2 separate regions of the Homo sapiens genome follow, and region 1 is linked to region 2. A link is an interaction called in ENCODE POLR2A ChIA-PET data of the cell type or tissue named here. Cell type or tissue: K562. All regions are shown on one strand. Links, peaks and the distances in the headings refer to the core of each region. The heading gives the core; the rest is flanking DNA. Region 1 overlaps LOC105374945 (a long non-coding RNA gene). Region 2 overlaps LOC105374945 (a long non-coding RNA gene).

The links. ChIA-PET counts read pairs that join two places held together with the same protein. Peaks named below come from ENCODE experiments on the same cell type or tissue, not always from the same donor. Only the 100,000 strongest peaks of a DNase experiment are listed, where the experiment ranks them.
Region 1: POLR2A ChIA-PET joins it to region 2 with 6 read pairs; 2 of 35 experiments call an interaction of 5 or more read pairs at or near these places.

The regions. Positions count from the first base shown.
Region 1 is chr6:14,873,244-14,876,159 of GRCh38, forward strand. It overlaps LOC105374945 (a long non-coding RNA gene), which reads right to left. Exons shown (of 5, transcript XR_007059473.1): 3 at 1-2,916. Among named protein-coding and RNA genes, the nearest start is that of JARID2-DT, 370 kb to the right of the region's middle. RefSeq lists enhancers at 2,530-2,599, 2,620-2,679. In K562, for the core only: no CTCF peak of the experiment used is centred there; no DNase peak of the experiment used is centred there.
Region 2 is chr6:14,973,380-14,976,295 of GRCh38, forward strand. The region is part of intron 2 of LOC105374945 (a long non-coding RNA gene); the gene reads right to left. Among named protein-coding and RNA genes, the nearest start is that of JARID2-DT, 270 kb to the right of the region's middle. In K562, for the core only: no CTCF peak of the experiment used is centred there; DNase peaks (open chromatin) are centred at 1,642 and 1,912.

The sequences.
Region 1 (2,916 bases), core at 244-2,743, 100 kb before region 2:
AGTTTCAGTTTTGTGTCTCACACACTTTTAACCCAATAAAGGTGAATGAGATGAATGCTACCATGCTGGGGTCCTTCCTGTGTCTGTTTGGAAGCTGAGGCACCTGTCGAGGCACCTGTGGAAGGCCACTGTCTCTTGATTCCTAGCTTAAAGCAGGCAGCCCAGTGGTGAGTGAAAGGCAGTGTAGGGGAAGACTAGACCCCATAGGTTCTTGGTTGGAAAGGACCCCTGTTACAAAAGACAAGAGAAAACAAGAGAAAAACAAACAGAAGTTTATTACCATGTATATGTCACATATTACCATGTATATTTCATATATACCCAGAAAATGAGTAATTCTCAAAGAGGTGGCTTTGAATTCCAGCTTATATAGCATTTTCAACAACAAATAGTAAACTTTTTTTTTTCTTTTTTGAGACAGGGTCTTGCTCTGTCACTCAGGCTGAAGTACAGAGACACAATCATAGCTCACTGCTGTCCCAACCTGCTGGACTCAAGTGATCCTCTCTCTTCAGCCTCCTGAGTAGCTGAGGCTACTGGCATGCACCCACCCTGATAGGTGTTTTTTATTTTTTAGGGATGGGGTCTTGCTATATTGCACAGGCCAGTCTTGAACCCTGGGCTCAGGCAATCCCTCCACCTCAGCCTCCTGAGTAATTGGGACTACAGGTGTGAACCACGATGCCTGCCTAATTTTTTTTTTTTTTTGAGACAGGGTCTTGCTATGTTGCCCAGGATAGTCTCAAACTCCTGATTTGAAGCCATACTCTCACCTCAGCCTCCCAAACTGTTGGGATTACACACATGAGCCATCGTGCTGGCTATGAAATTTGTAAAAAAGTGGCAAGACAAAAGCAAAGGATTTTGAATCTTTATGGGTGGTAACTTGGAGGGGGGCAAATAACTATCAGTCAAAGGCTCATTTGTAAAGCTTGTTAATGTAGATTCCTCTGGTTCCATCTCCAGGCCAATAAGAGTACAAAGTTGCCTTCAGTGGTTAACCTTTGTTCTCTCCGGGAGGAGGGGTGGCCAGGGTACCTTTTGTCTTTGTAAATCTATGTCCTGCTTTTAGGTAACCAGAGGGGAAGATGAGAGCTTTCCTGCATTTGCTTCTTACTGCCTTCAGCTCAACAACCCTTCAGATATTGGAGAAGCATAATCCAGTCCCCCCCAGCAGCTAACTGGAAGCAGAGAAAATGCCTTGAATCATAATTTTTCTCCCTTTTCCCTACTCAGTGGCAAGCAACTGACCATTCTCTTAATCTCTGTGTCTCTCAGAAAGGTAATAATCTGCTCACTAAAACCTGTGGTTTTAGCTGCTGCTTTAAAGCAAATATTTCATGGATAAAGGAAAAATGAGGAATTATGTTCACCACACATCGTCCTTGATTTTTCTCTGAAATTATGGGAAGGAGAGCAGATATGGCATCACATCTACATCATTCAAGAACTTTACGTATCTATTTGTTTTCTAGTATGAGCTGCGCAAACTTCCCCAGAGAGCCACTTATTAATACTCCATTCGCCACAGAGAATACAAGCAAAGCAGGCCAAAGTTGCCATGTCTGATGCAACTTCTTTTAGGGTTGAACCAAGCGCTGATACCTCCAGGAGTCTCACAGTTCAAGCCACTGAAGAGGGCCCAGTGAGGAGAAAGCCCTTCCTTTTTGCCGCCAGCCTTGTATCTTTCCTTTGAAATCCCTAGGCCTTTCTTTCACTTGGCTGGCTGCTACTCATCACACTTAAATTAGAAAACCAAAGGAGAAGGGAGGGTATGGAACTTTTGTGCAGAAGGACCTACAACACTTGGGGGACAGATGGATGTTGGAAGAAAATAATCACATGCCTTTTTTTTTTTTCTTGAAATTGGGTCTCGCTCAGCTGCCCAGGCTGGAGTGCAGTGGTGCCATCATGGCTCACTGCAGCCTTGACCTCCAAGGTACAGGTGATCCTCCCTGAGTAGCTGGGTCTATAGGCGTGCACCACCACACCCAGCTAATTTTTGCATGTTTCATTAAGATGGAGTTTTGCCATGTTGCCCAGGCTGGTCTGGAACTTCTGGGCTTAAGCAATCCACTCTCCTCTGCCTCCCAAAGTGCTGGGAAGACAGATGTAAGCCTCCACACCCGGCTCACCTGCCCTCTTAAGCATGCATTTCTGAAGTTTGCAATTCTACCTCTGCGTCATTCCATCTGTTTGAGGCACTTTCTTTGAGTGGGGGCTGTAGAGGATGGGGAAAGAAGACTCAGGGACCATACCCAGGGATGGTAGTCTTAGCTCTTTGGAAATCGCCAGAGCTGATTTGCTGACTTGCACAATCCAAAGAGAAGCGTTTGATGATTTGTATCCCCATCTCCTCTGACATGACTATGGGAAGTTACATAAAGACTTCTGAGATGACGGTGCTACCAATGTTTTCCACAAAAGCACTGGGTTTGGCCATAGTTATGCTGATAAAAAGGCTGAGACATGGAGAAATATCACCACTGTACAAAAGGTCATTTTATCCTTGACGTCCCCAGGCTTCCCAGTGAGAAAGAACAGCAGTAATCATTCATATTGAGTCTCGTTTTTACTCAGCTACATCTTACCAGGCCTTCTTGAAACTGACGTGGACTCTCAGCATGGAAAGTTCCAGACTTAGGGTTTGTTTTCAAAAGAAACCAGATCTGCAGGCTAAGTAATGAAGTGTTAGGCCACAAAATACATTACCTCCCAGGAAAGCCCCTTAAACTCAGGCAAAATTCTCTCTTTATTTACTCACAGTATTTCACCAGAACTTGAAATTGTTAAAAAGTCTCTAACCAATGACACCACAGGAATGGCCCTTGGACAAGTTCTTGGTCAACCTCTGACAAACAACAGGGTGGACAGAAAAGAAAAAAAATGCACAAACCTATTTGCCAGGCCAGGTGA
Region 2 (2,916 bases), core at 206-2,705:
ACCGCACCCAGCTGTACATCCATGTTCAACAGCATTTTTCACAACAGCCAAAAGGTGGGAGCAACCCAAGTGTCCACTGACAGATGAATGGATAAACAACATGTGGTCTATACATACAATGGAATATTATTCAGCCTTAAAAAGGAAGTAAATTCTGATACATGCTACGACATGGGTGAATCTTCAGGACATTATGCTAAATAAAATAATCCAGCCACAAAAAGGCAACTATGGTATGATTCTACTTATAAGAGGTAATTAGAATAGTCAAGTTCCAGAAAGTAGAATGGTGATTGCCAGGGGCTGGGGAGAGGGTGAATGGAGATTTGTTGTTTAGTGGTATAGAGTTTCAGTTTTCCAAGATGAAAAGAGTGGTGGAGATTGGTTGTATAGCAATGTGAATGTACTTAACACTACTGAACTATACATTTAAAAAAAGTTAGGCTGGGCTTGGTGGCTCACGCCTGTAATTCCAGCACTTTGGGAGGCCGAGGCGGGTGGATCACTTAAGGTCAGGAGTTGGAGACCAGCCTGGCCAACATGGTGAAACCCTGTCTCTACTAAAATACAAAAAATACAAAATAGCTGGGAGTGGTGGCACGAGCCTGCAATCCCAGCTACTTGGGAGGCTGAGGCAGGAGAATCGCTTGAACCTGGGAGGTGGAGGTTGCAGTAAGCCAAGATCGCACCACTGCACTCCAGCCTGGGCGACAGAGTGAGACTCTGTCTCAAAAATAAATAAATAAATAAAAATAGTTAAGACGGTAAATTTTATGTTATGTGTTTTTTACCACTATTGTTTCAAGAAGGAATAGGCAGACATCCTACCAGAGGGATTCAGGGAATGCTTCTCGAAACAAATAACCTTTAAACTAAGAGATAAAGTTTGAGTAAGAAAGGCCAAATGGAACTAAAAGATGGCCATGTGGCTGGAATGCAGGGCAAGGGGTGCCGTGGCCAGAGGGAGCTGGAGTGAGAGGATAGGGCCTGGTGGGCATAGTAAGGAGTTTGTGTTTTATCCTGAGAGCAATGAAAGGAAAAAGAATACAGGTGGATGAGGCTGATCTCTGTGGAACAGTTGGCAAGCAATTCAACACACAATATCCAATATCGTGCTAAATGATGAGGTAGAGAATGTTGGTCTGGAGAATCCTGGAGAGTTCAGTACAGGCAATGGGCCCACATGGAGGAGGCAGCAGAGTGCTGGGTAAGCAGAATTTGATGGGTCACCAGAAGACCAGGGCTTAAGGGGCTCAGCCTCCTGGCTTTGTGGTGGACTCAACTTGCTCTCAAAAATGCCTATACCAAATAGAATATAAATGCTATGTAAATTGTTGTTAGACTGTATTATTTTTAAAATTTTAGGTCCTATTGTTGTATTGTTATTTTTTATTGCTGTGTTTTCCAAATGTTTTTGATTTGTGGTTGGTTGAATCCTCAGATGCAACATCTGAGGATGTGGAGGGCTGTCTGCACTAAGAATACAAACTCAGCCTAGACAGACCTGTGAATTCATCTCTGTAAATTGTTGCAAGCACCAAGAAGCATGCACATTTAACCGGTCCAACACAGCCCCTGTAAGAGGTGGGCATGTTAATGCTGGTGATGACAGTGAAAGTGTTGATAGAGATAACAGCTAATCTAACCACAGATGATAGACAACAGCTATTGCTACCCCACCCAGTCCATTCCTGGTGCCTCCCACTCTCCTATGGATTAAACTCCATTTTATAGTACATCAGGGTATTGGACTGCTTTTTGAAAAAAATGCATTGTTTTTTCCCATTTATCACCAAAAAAAAAAAAAAAAAAAAATCAAATACACTCCCTCTTTAGTCCTGCAGCAAGCAATTCTGGCTTTGTGAGTATCCCAGCAGGGTCTCGAATTTGCATAGAGCTCCCCGGCAGCTTGAACCTGTGCAGCTGAGGTGCGTTCCTTCCCCATGCCACTGGGCAGAAAGAACACCCTTAGAATGTAAGAATGGGGCTCCCTTCTAAGTGTAACAGCCTGAGTGAGCTTATGGGTAGGTTATGTCAGAGTGTTAAATCAAGTTGAGCCTAAAGCTGCCTCCTAAATATTTTAAGTTTGACCTAAAGGTTTTTCTGTACATCATGAACTATAACAAGTGGAGGTGTAAAAAGACTATAGCCTACATTTGTGACAATCATCAAGTTTTGGCCAATCAAATGTAACCAACTGTTCGAACCATGTTCAAATAATGCAGTCCAGCTGCTTCTGTACCTCACTTCCATTTTCTGTACGTCACTTTCCTTTTCCTGTCCATAAATCATCTTCCACCACGTGGTTGCACTGGAGACTCTGAGCCTACTCTGGCTGGGAAGGCTGCCTGATTGACAAATTGTTCATTGCTCAATTAAACTCCTTTAAATTTAATTCGGCTGAAGTTTTTCTTTTATCAAGAGAAAGGGGGAGGCTGATGAGCTTGTCAATTTCTCTAAACTTCTCAGAGCCTGAGAAATCATCCAACTTTCATATCCATTTCAGTGATGCTAACTCAAATAACACATATTTCCCCTACACTTTTTTCCATAACGAGAATGGGAAAGTAAATTTTCCTTGAAGTAAATTCTTTTTTTCTTTCTTCCTTTTTTTTTTTGGAGGTGGAGTCTCGCTCCATCACCCAGGCTGGAGTGTAGTGGCAAGATCTGGGTTCACTGCAACCTCAGCCTCCCGGGTTCAAGCAATTCTCCTGCCTCAGCCTCCCAAGTAGCTGGGATTACAGGTGCCTGCCACCATACCCAGCTAATTTTTTGTGTTTTTAGTAGTGTAGCAGGACAAGCCGCAGACAAAACCCCTCAGACACCGAGTTAAAGAAGGAAGGGCTTTATTCAGCCGGGAGCTTCGGCAAGACTCACGTCTCCAAAAACCGAGCTCCCCGAGTGAGCAATTCCTGT